Linked DNA regions of Homo sapiens: region 2 is linked to region 1. Evidence: read pairs that join two places in POLR2A ChIA-PET (ENCODE). Cell type or tissue: GM12878. All regions are shown on one strand.

What was found. Peaks named below come from ENCODE experiments on the same cell type or tissue, not always from the same donor. Only the 100,000 strongest peaks of a DNase experiment are listed, where the experiment ranks them.
Region 2: POLR2A ChIA-PET joins it to region 1 with 6 read pairs; 2 of 35 experiments call an interaction of 5 or more read pairs at or near these places.

Annotation. Positions count from the first base shown.
Region 1 is chr15:101,268,773-101,272,772 of GRCh38, reverse strand. SELENOS (selenoprotein S) reads left to right here. Exons shown (of 6, transcript NM_018445.6): 6 at 1-582. The coding sequence ends at 2. Among named protein-coding and RNA genes, the nearest start is that of SELENOS, 6.7 kb to the left of the region's middle. In GM12878, a CTCF peak has its summit at 2,714 (motif pointing right); no DNase peak of the experiment used is centred here.
Region 2 is chr15:101,147,346-101,151,345 of GRCh38, reverse strand. All of the region lies in intron 1 of LRRK1-AS1 (LRRK1 antisense RNA 1), which reads left to right. Among named protein-coding and RNA genes, the nearest start is that of LRRK1-AS1, 2.5 kb to the left of the region's middle. In GM12878, no CTCF peak of the experiment used is centred here; no DNase peak of the experiment used is centred here; H3K27ac peaks cover 226 bases.

The DNA of each region.
Region 1 (4,000 bases):
AAGAATCTTGTTAGTGTCACTTTTGACATTAGCAAGATGAACCCTTAACCCTCGATTCAATTGCCTTACGCACGCTTTTCACAGTGACTAGCCAAGGGGAGGTGGGGTTGATTTCTGTTCCTAACTACACCTGCATATGTCAGGGCTCCAGTCAGCAAAAGGTATAGATGTTGCCTCTAGGCATGAGGTCATTGGTCACATTCTACTTGGAGACAGTGATTGCATTCATTGATTTCATGGTTAATTGCTAGTTGGTAGGTAAAGGCCTCTAGATGATTAGCAATCTTGATAAAAGAGGCCTAGTAATGTTCTTTTGAGGTTAGAAATCCTTGCTGCTAGGACAGTCTCTGTGACAGGTTGCGTTGAATGATGTCTTCCTTATCAATGGTGAGCCCACCAGTGAGGATTACTGATGTGGACAGTTGATGGGGTTTGTTTCTGTATATTTATTTTTATGTACAGAACTTTGTAAAAACGAAACTATTTAAAAAACAAGAATAACATTTTTAGCATCTTTATTCAAGGAGATTTATGGACTTCAATTTGTCTATCAAACATTAAATAGCTTTTTATTACAACCTCTAACTATTACTTATTTCTCTATTTATTATTACTCACCCAAAATAAGTCTGGCAAGTGGCAGACAGCTGCCGTGATTTTGAAAGTTGACAGACTCCTTGGGGTTCATCCACAAAATTGGGTGCTTGGAGTCGAGTTGCCGAATTACTGGGATAAAGAAACATCGTGCCTCAAGGTTCCTCATAGGCTGACCAGGTTTCTACGTGACCTCTCAGTTATTCCCTTACGCCATGACTCATCTTTTACGCTCTTGTCCAGAGGCACTATCAGCAGTTTTGGATAAAGAGCCAAACAGTAAATATTTTAGACTTTACAGGCCACATATGATCTCTGTCACATAGTCTTAGGTTTTTATATTTTTAAAGGATTGTTTTTAAAAAAGATTCTCTGCTCATGGGCTGGATTTGGGCTGAATGCTGTAGTGTGTGGACCCCGTCTAGATCATCAGAAGGAAAAACATTAACCTTCAGAATAGGGGGTAATTCGCTGCAAAAGTACTATAGAATGGTCTCATACATAAATTAGTCAACATTTGTTATCTCCTGCAGGTAGAATATTCCGTGGTTGCTTCTTGACCAAGGGAAATACAGTCTGGCTGTGAGAGACTTAAAATCTCTTGAGGAGCGCTCTGGAGAATGGCTGAAGGAGAGGAAACAGGAGCCTTGAGCAGTGTAATTACAAACAAATAGGTTGGCATAGTCTTAAGTCTTTGAGTCTAGAGAGATTTGAGTTTTGTTTTGCCTGTGGAGGCAATTGGGGGTTTCAGGTCAAAGAGAGGGTCAGTGGAAACAAGGGTGGGCCTTGTGAGGTGTGGGGAAGCCCTGGGACCCTCACTCCCCTTCCAGTGTGTAACTGGATTGGCTCCCACCAGCCCAGAAGATTTACGACGTGGGAAATGGTATACTTGGATTAAAATATTTCATCCAGATTTGTTTACATCTAGAGAGAACCCCTTGTAGGTTATAAGGAAACTTTTTAACATTCTTCCTTGAATATATTTTCTGTAGCTGAAAATGTTTGTGAAGTGGCTGTCAACTACACATCGCATGAGTAGAGGGGCTCTGGGTCGGGGTTTCATATGCAGCAGAGCAGCTCCCTTGCTGCCGTCCATCAAGAGCCCTCAACACAAGAGTTTGTTATAAATAGAAATAAACGACAAAAAGTAGAGGGGTATGTTTAAGTACACTATTAGATGTGACTGACTACCTTGAAACCTGATTTTTTTCCATGGGGAGAAACAGTGCTTGAATTCTGCATGCCCCCCTTGCATCTAGCACCTTTTGGTAGGGGTGGAAGGAGGGTGTCAGGGAGAATGATTAGGAGATAATGGAGGGGAGGGGAAACTTGCGTTGTGTAATAGCATTTGAAGAGCACTTACCACGTGGCAGGAGTGTCCATTTCTGTTTGATCCCCCTAGAATCCTATGAAACGGGTATGTTACTAACCTTGGTTTTCAGAAACTGAAGCTTAGATGGGCTTAGTAACTGGTCCACAACGCTACTCGCTGTAGTCTACTTCATCCTTGTGTTCATATTAGCCAAAGGCCTTAAGTCATCAAGGTGTGGGAAGCTTCTTGCAGCTAATGAAACAGTTATGTGGCCAGGCACAGTGGCTCACGCCTGTAATCCCACCAGCCAAGATGGGTGGATCACCTGAGGTCAGGAGTTCGAGACCAGCCTGACTAATATGGTAAAACCCTGTCTCTACTAAAAATACAAAAAATTAGCTGGGCATGATGGCATATGCCTGTAATCCCAGCTCCTTGGGAGGCTGAGGCAGGAGAATTGCTTGAACGTGGGAGGTGGAGGTGGAGGTTGTGATGAGCCAAGATCGTGCCATTGCACTCCACCCTGGGCAACAAGAGCAAAACTCCATCTCCAAAAAAAAAAAAAAAAAAAAAGTTATGTGAAGTAATAATACAGTGAAAATCACATTACAGATCTAGGGCATTAAGCATTTCAGAAAGGTGGACTGAGCTTGCCAGGGAAAGCAGGTCTTGGACCTTTCTTGAAAAAATGAGAAATTGGGGGCAGAGGTGCAAATGCCAAAAGCTGAGGCCCCTGGGGAAGAAGGGACGGCCAGAGCCATAAAAACCATGCTTCAAACCTAGGCCATGTGCTCACCTTGTCCACCAGCAGAGGCTGCTGTGGGGCTCGCGGTGTGTCCTGGCAGTTGGCAGGAGTTTGGGACAGACACTGGGAGCTGTGAAGTTTTAGATAATGTGTGACGCACCCTATCCCAATCATGGAGCAACATGAGTAAATTGTGGGGCAGAACACACAAGAGTCTTCAATTGGAATGCTTAGGAGATAGAGTTGTGCCCTTGGCTAAATGTTTGAGGAGAAAAGACTTGAACGACCACGTTTGGATCCCATCACCGCCTGGATCCCATCCTCTCCTCAGGGACTCCACTCTGCGCCCCCTTCAGATAGGTAACATGCCAAGTCTGTCTCTTCTTGGAAAGAGCAAGGCCCCGTCAAATGCGCAGCCCTGGGTGCCTCTGGGTGGGCGTTTCTCACCCTACTCCTTAGCGATGTGGAAGGTGCCCTTACTGAGTTCATCCCATTTCTCGTGCCAGTGGAATTTTGGTCTCGCTGTATTTGACTTGACAGCACATTTCCTACATGCCCCTCCTCGCAGCCCTCCCTTCTGGAACACTCTACACACTGGATCTTAGCCCCCGTGACAGTCCACACCTCTCTCCTTTGCCAGTTGTGCCATGGTCTCTAGTCTTGAAAAAGTGTTCTGTGTTCCCTAATTTCTCTTCCTGCATTTGCTGTTAAATCCATTCTGCTGAAGCTGCTCTTCAGGTCACGTGTGGCAGGGGGTGATGGGTCGCCTCGGTCCTCGCCTGAAGTTAGCATCCTTTGCGGTCCTTGAGCACTCCTGAAGAAACACCTCCCTTGGCTTCCAAAACACCGAGTTTGCCTGGCTTTCTCCTACGTTTCTGGCCACTCCTTGTTCTCTTTTGCTGCTTTTTCTCACCTTCCTGAAACCCCTGGGGTGCCCAGAGCTGTCTTTAGACCTGTTCTCTTGGCCACATTTGACACAGTGTGTCTCCCCCTTTCTCCCCTGACTAAGGGGAAGAAGTCAGGTTGCAGTGAATGCTGTGTGTGCTCGGAGCATCCAGTCTTCCTCTGGCACAACTGTCACATTTCGTTGTAATTGTGTCTTTTCTTCACTCCAAGACAAAAGGAGTGGTCTCTTTGGTGTGTGGGTGCATCCCCGGCAACTAGAACAAGCCCTGACATAAGCGCCCACCTCATGGAGTTAGAAAAGGCAAGAAGGAAACCATCACTAATGTCACGTGGCGAAAGTGGCATTGTGGATACCACATATGTGCAAACGCATCTTCTAGTGATTCTGTAGACGGGTAATCGTGGCTTATGATAAAATATCAGTGTCTCATACCCCAATTCAA
Region 2 (4,000 bases), 120 kb after region 1:
CTCTGAGTCTTTTGCTCATTTTCCTATTATATTGTTTATCTTTTCCTTATTAGATTAGCGGGGTTCTTTCTGTATTTTGAATACAAATTCTGTGTTGCTCATTATTGTTGAAATATTGTCAGCTTGTGACTTGTCTTTTCCCTCTTTATGACGTCTTTTTTTACTTTTATTTTTTATTTATTCTTATTATTTTTTATTTTTTAGTAGAGATGAGGTTTCGCCATGTTGGCCAGGATGATCTTGAACTCCTGGCCTGAAGTGATCCCTTTGCTTTGGTTTCCCAAAGTGCTGGGATTACAGGCATGAGCCGTAGCACCCGGCCTTTATGGTGTCTTTTGATAACAGAAGTTCATAAATGTAACGCGGTCAGGCTGGTCGATCTTGTCCTTAGGGTTGGTGCTTTTTGGTTTTGTGCTTGAGGATCCTCCCCCAGCTGTGGTCCCAAGCACCCCCTCACCCAGAGCAGGCAGTGACTTGGATGTTTGGGTAGCGAGCTCTGGGTCAAGTTCCTGGCCCACACCTGCCAGGAACACTCAGCTCTGACTTGCCGTGGAGCCCCCTGTGCCTACTTTGCTGTCCACCCTGGGTGGGTGTGCCCCTGATGCACTGCTGTCAGCTTCCCCTTTGGATCTGGAATTTTATTTTTCTGTCTAACGTGCTTGTCCCCGGTTGGACTGGCCTGTATTCCTTGGGCAACCCAGCAGGTGGCTTGGCCTTTGGACAATTAGCTCCTCTGCTCCCCTGAGGAAGGGAAGGAAAGCCCCAGCGAGTGGTGGAGTTGGCTTCCGAGACACTTTCCAGTGACAGGTCTCTCCGGAGCTGGGGTCTCAGGGCAGGGCCTGCAGGGAAACGTGGACTCACTGGGGAGGAAGTATAGCTTGGCTCTGGGTTTGACGACAATGACGATGGTGACGATGATGATGACGACGATGCTATTTTGTTGTTGTTTTGGGGTTCACAGGAGCTGAGAGGAAGAGCAAGGGTTTGCAAATGAGGAAGAAAGCTGGGAAGTGGTTTCATGCATTTCCTCCTCTCTCCACGTGCCAGAAGGTGCCACTCGGAGGCTGTCTTCCCAGCCTCTTGAGGACAGGCAGAAGTCCTTGTGGCCTCAGTTAAAGGAAAGAAGAGAGAAAGAAAAGAATGAAAGCAAGAAAAGGGGCCAGGAGGGAGTGTGAGCTGCAATCCCAGCATCCTGACATGTGCCCTCATGCCTGGTCACATGCAGGCACGTTGCACGCCCGCTGGGCACAGGCCGCTTGTGTACCTTGGTCACTTATATTCTTAACAGCCATCCAGGACCCCGTCGAGTGCATAATACAGCCGTGTACTAATATAGCCATCCTTAGCAGCCGTCCGTGCACTAATACAGCCGTGCGGGTGGGCTGCCGTGCGCTAACCTAGCCGTCCTTTTGATGTTGGGCATGGGGTCATTTCCAGGGTCAGGTTAGATGTTCTAGACAGACCCAGCAGTGGGTAGCTTTAACTAGTACTTTAGTCCTTCCTTTCCATTATTTCCTTAAGCTACATTCTCATAAATGAAATTTCTGGGTAAATGATGAATATTTTTATGGTTTTAAAAAGACAGCATCAAATTTCTTTTCAAGGACAGGTGCTAATTTGGAAAATCCCAAATACATGTATCTATTAGAGATGGCATCCTGCTATATTGCCCAGGCTGGTCTTCAACTCCCGGCTTCAAGCAGTCCTCTTGCTTTGGCCTCCCCAAGTGCTGGAACTACAGGCGTGAGCCACAGTGCCTGACCCCTCGTAATTTTTAAAGATAGAGTGGGGCAGGAAAAGCTCACCAGAATGTCTCTCCAGCCCGTGAAGGGCTCCAGTCTTGGTGTCTGGAAGGCTCTAATCAGCAGCTCTGTTTTTACGGGGCCAGGCTGGAGCAGACAGGAAGGCTTTATGCTATCTGACTGATAAGGTTGTCTGGGGACTGTTTCCACACCACCGGTTTCTGTGCTTGTTGCTGTGGGCTTGGGTCTGGGGACCTGGGACCTGGCACGGAGCTATGGGGGCTCTGACTGTCTCAGACCCTGCCTCTGCCATCTTAGAGCTCACACTTTAGGTAGGGGGGAATGAAGCAACCGGTGCTCTCTAAGCAGAGTCGGGAAGCCTCATGTACCCAGGGCCTTGCTTTGGCCTCTCAGGGGTCGCAGGCAAGACTGGCTTGGTCAGGCCCAGAGGGTGCCCTGGGAAGGTGGGCCTCTCAGTTCAGGCTGGAAGCCCAGCTAGGGTGGTCAGGCCCTGAGGGCTGGAGGTGTAGGTAGAAAGGTGCCCTCAGGGAAACAACAGAAACGCCCAGTCCAGTGGCAATAAAGCCCCAAGGACAGGCAGGCAGTGCAGGGCACCCCCAGGCCGCCAGCCCAGAACCTTTCCCACTGGGGTCTGGGCCTTTCCATGGGCAGACAGAGCCCCACGGGCCAGGGCTGAGGGATCCATTGTCCCCACACTAGCAGGGCCCCTGACCCACTCGCATCCAGCAAGCGCGGCTGACCTTTCTCTGGGTGCTTGGCCGGAATCCAAGCCCATTCTTCCGAGCACCTCAGAGGGGGGTCAGGGCCTCAGCAGGGACCTGATCAGGACCTGAGGGTGGACAGTTTCACTTTCCCTCAGATACAGGGTGGGAGGCTATTTGGGGACAGGAGCCCAAAAGGGCCTGTCTGCTCACTCAGACCAAAAGTGGGATAAAACCAAAACCACTTCCTGGGAGGACAGCGTCTAGGGTGTCAGAGCCCGACACCGCTGCCCTCCACGCCTGCCTCCGCTGAAGTGGGTTCTGGGGGCTCCGAAGGTCAGCAGGGTTCCGGACGCTTTCCTGGGACTGCCCCTCCCAGCTGTGCAGGCTCAGAGGCTCCTCCACCCACTCCAGCATCCACAACAACAACAAAAATAAAAATAGCTCACACAGGACTTTCCCCATCCCAGCTCTGTGGTAGATGCCACTCTCATTACTCCCATTTTACAGATGAGGAAACTGAAGCACAGAGAGGTCAAGAAACCTGCTCCAGGTCACACAGCCAGTGAGCAGTGGAACCGGGGCTCAGAGGGAGGCAGTCTGACTCCAGAGCCAGAATGTACAGGCTTTTCATGTTGTGAGACGACAAATACATACACACGCGCCCACCAGAAGAAACCTACAGGCTGGGGCTGGGGGCAGAGTGGGGCTCCAAAGCCAGCAGACCTGGGACTGCATCCTAGCACTGCTGATCCCCAGACAGGTGACTTTGGTCGATTATCTTTTACATTTAGAGACAGGATCTCACACTGTTGCCCAGGCTGGAGTGCAGTGGTTGCAATCATAGCTCACTGCAGCCTTGACCTCCTGGGCTCAAGCGATCCTCCCACCTCAGCCCCCCAAGTAGGTAGGACTACAGTTGCATACCACGCCTGGCTAGGTTTTTAAACTTTTTGTAGAGATAGAGTCTCACTGTGTTGTTCAGGCTTGTCTTGAACTCCTGGGCTCAAGCGATCCTCCCACTTCAGCCTCCCAAAACACTGGGACTACAGGTGTGAGCATCTCGCCCAGCTCATTATTTCTGTTCACTTGTTACTTCATCTGTGAAACAGGAGAATAAACCCTACGGGAGCTGTGAGAATGAAAGGAGATCAGTCACATTCACAAACATGGGTGGCACTGTGGCCTCTCCAGCCATGGTAGATAGGCAGGAAGTGTGAGTTCCCATCCCCAGTCCTCCTCCTTCCCAGATAACCTCAGAAAGTCCCATAATTGTCCTGGGTGCAGGGATAGCATTTGGAAAAACTGATGGTTCTATTCATCCTGCTACAGGAGCCTCTTGGAAGATGCAAATGGATGAAACAACAGAAAACTGTGCTGCAAAAGGCCGATGCTCTGTGTATGGCCTCTCAAAAGATGTGAAACTAGGGGGAAAAACAATACCGTTCTTACCCTTTTCCTGGGCACCGCAGAGCCCTGTGATTCTGCTCACACCTGCAATCACCACCGCCTGATGTTCCGCTCTCAGATGCCCCA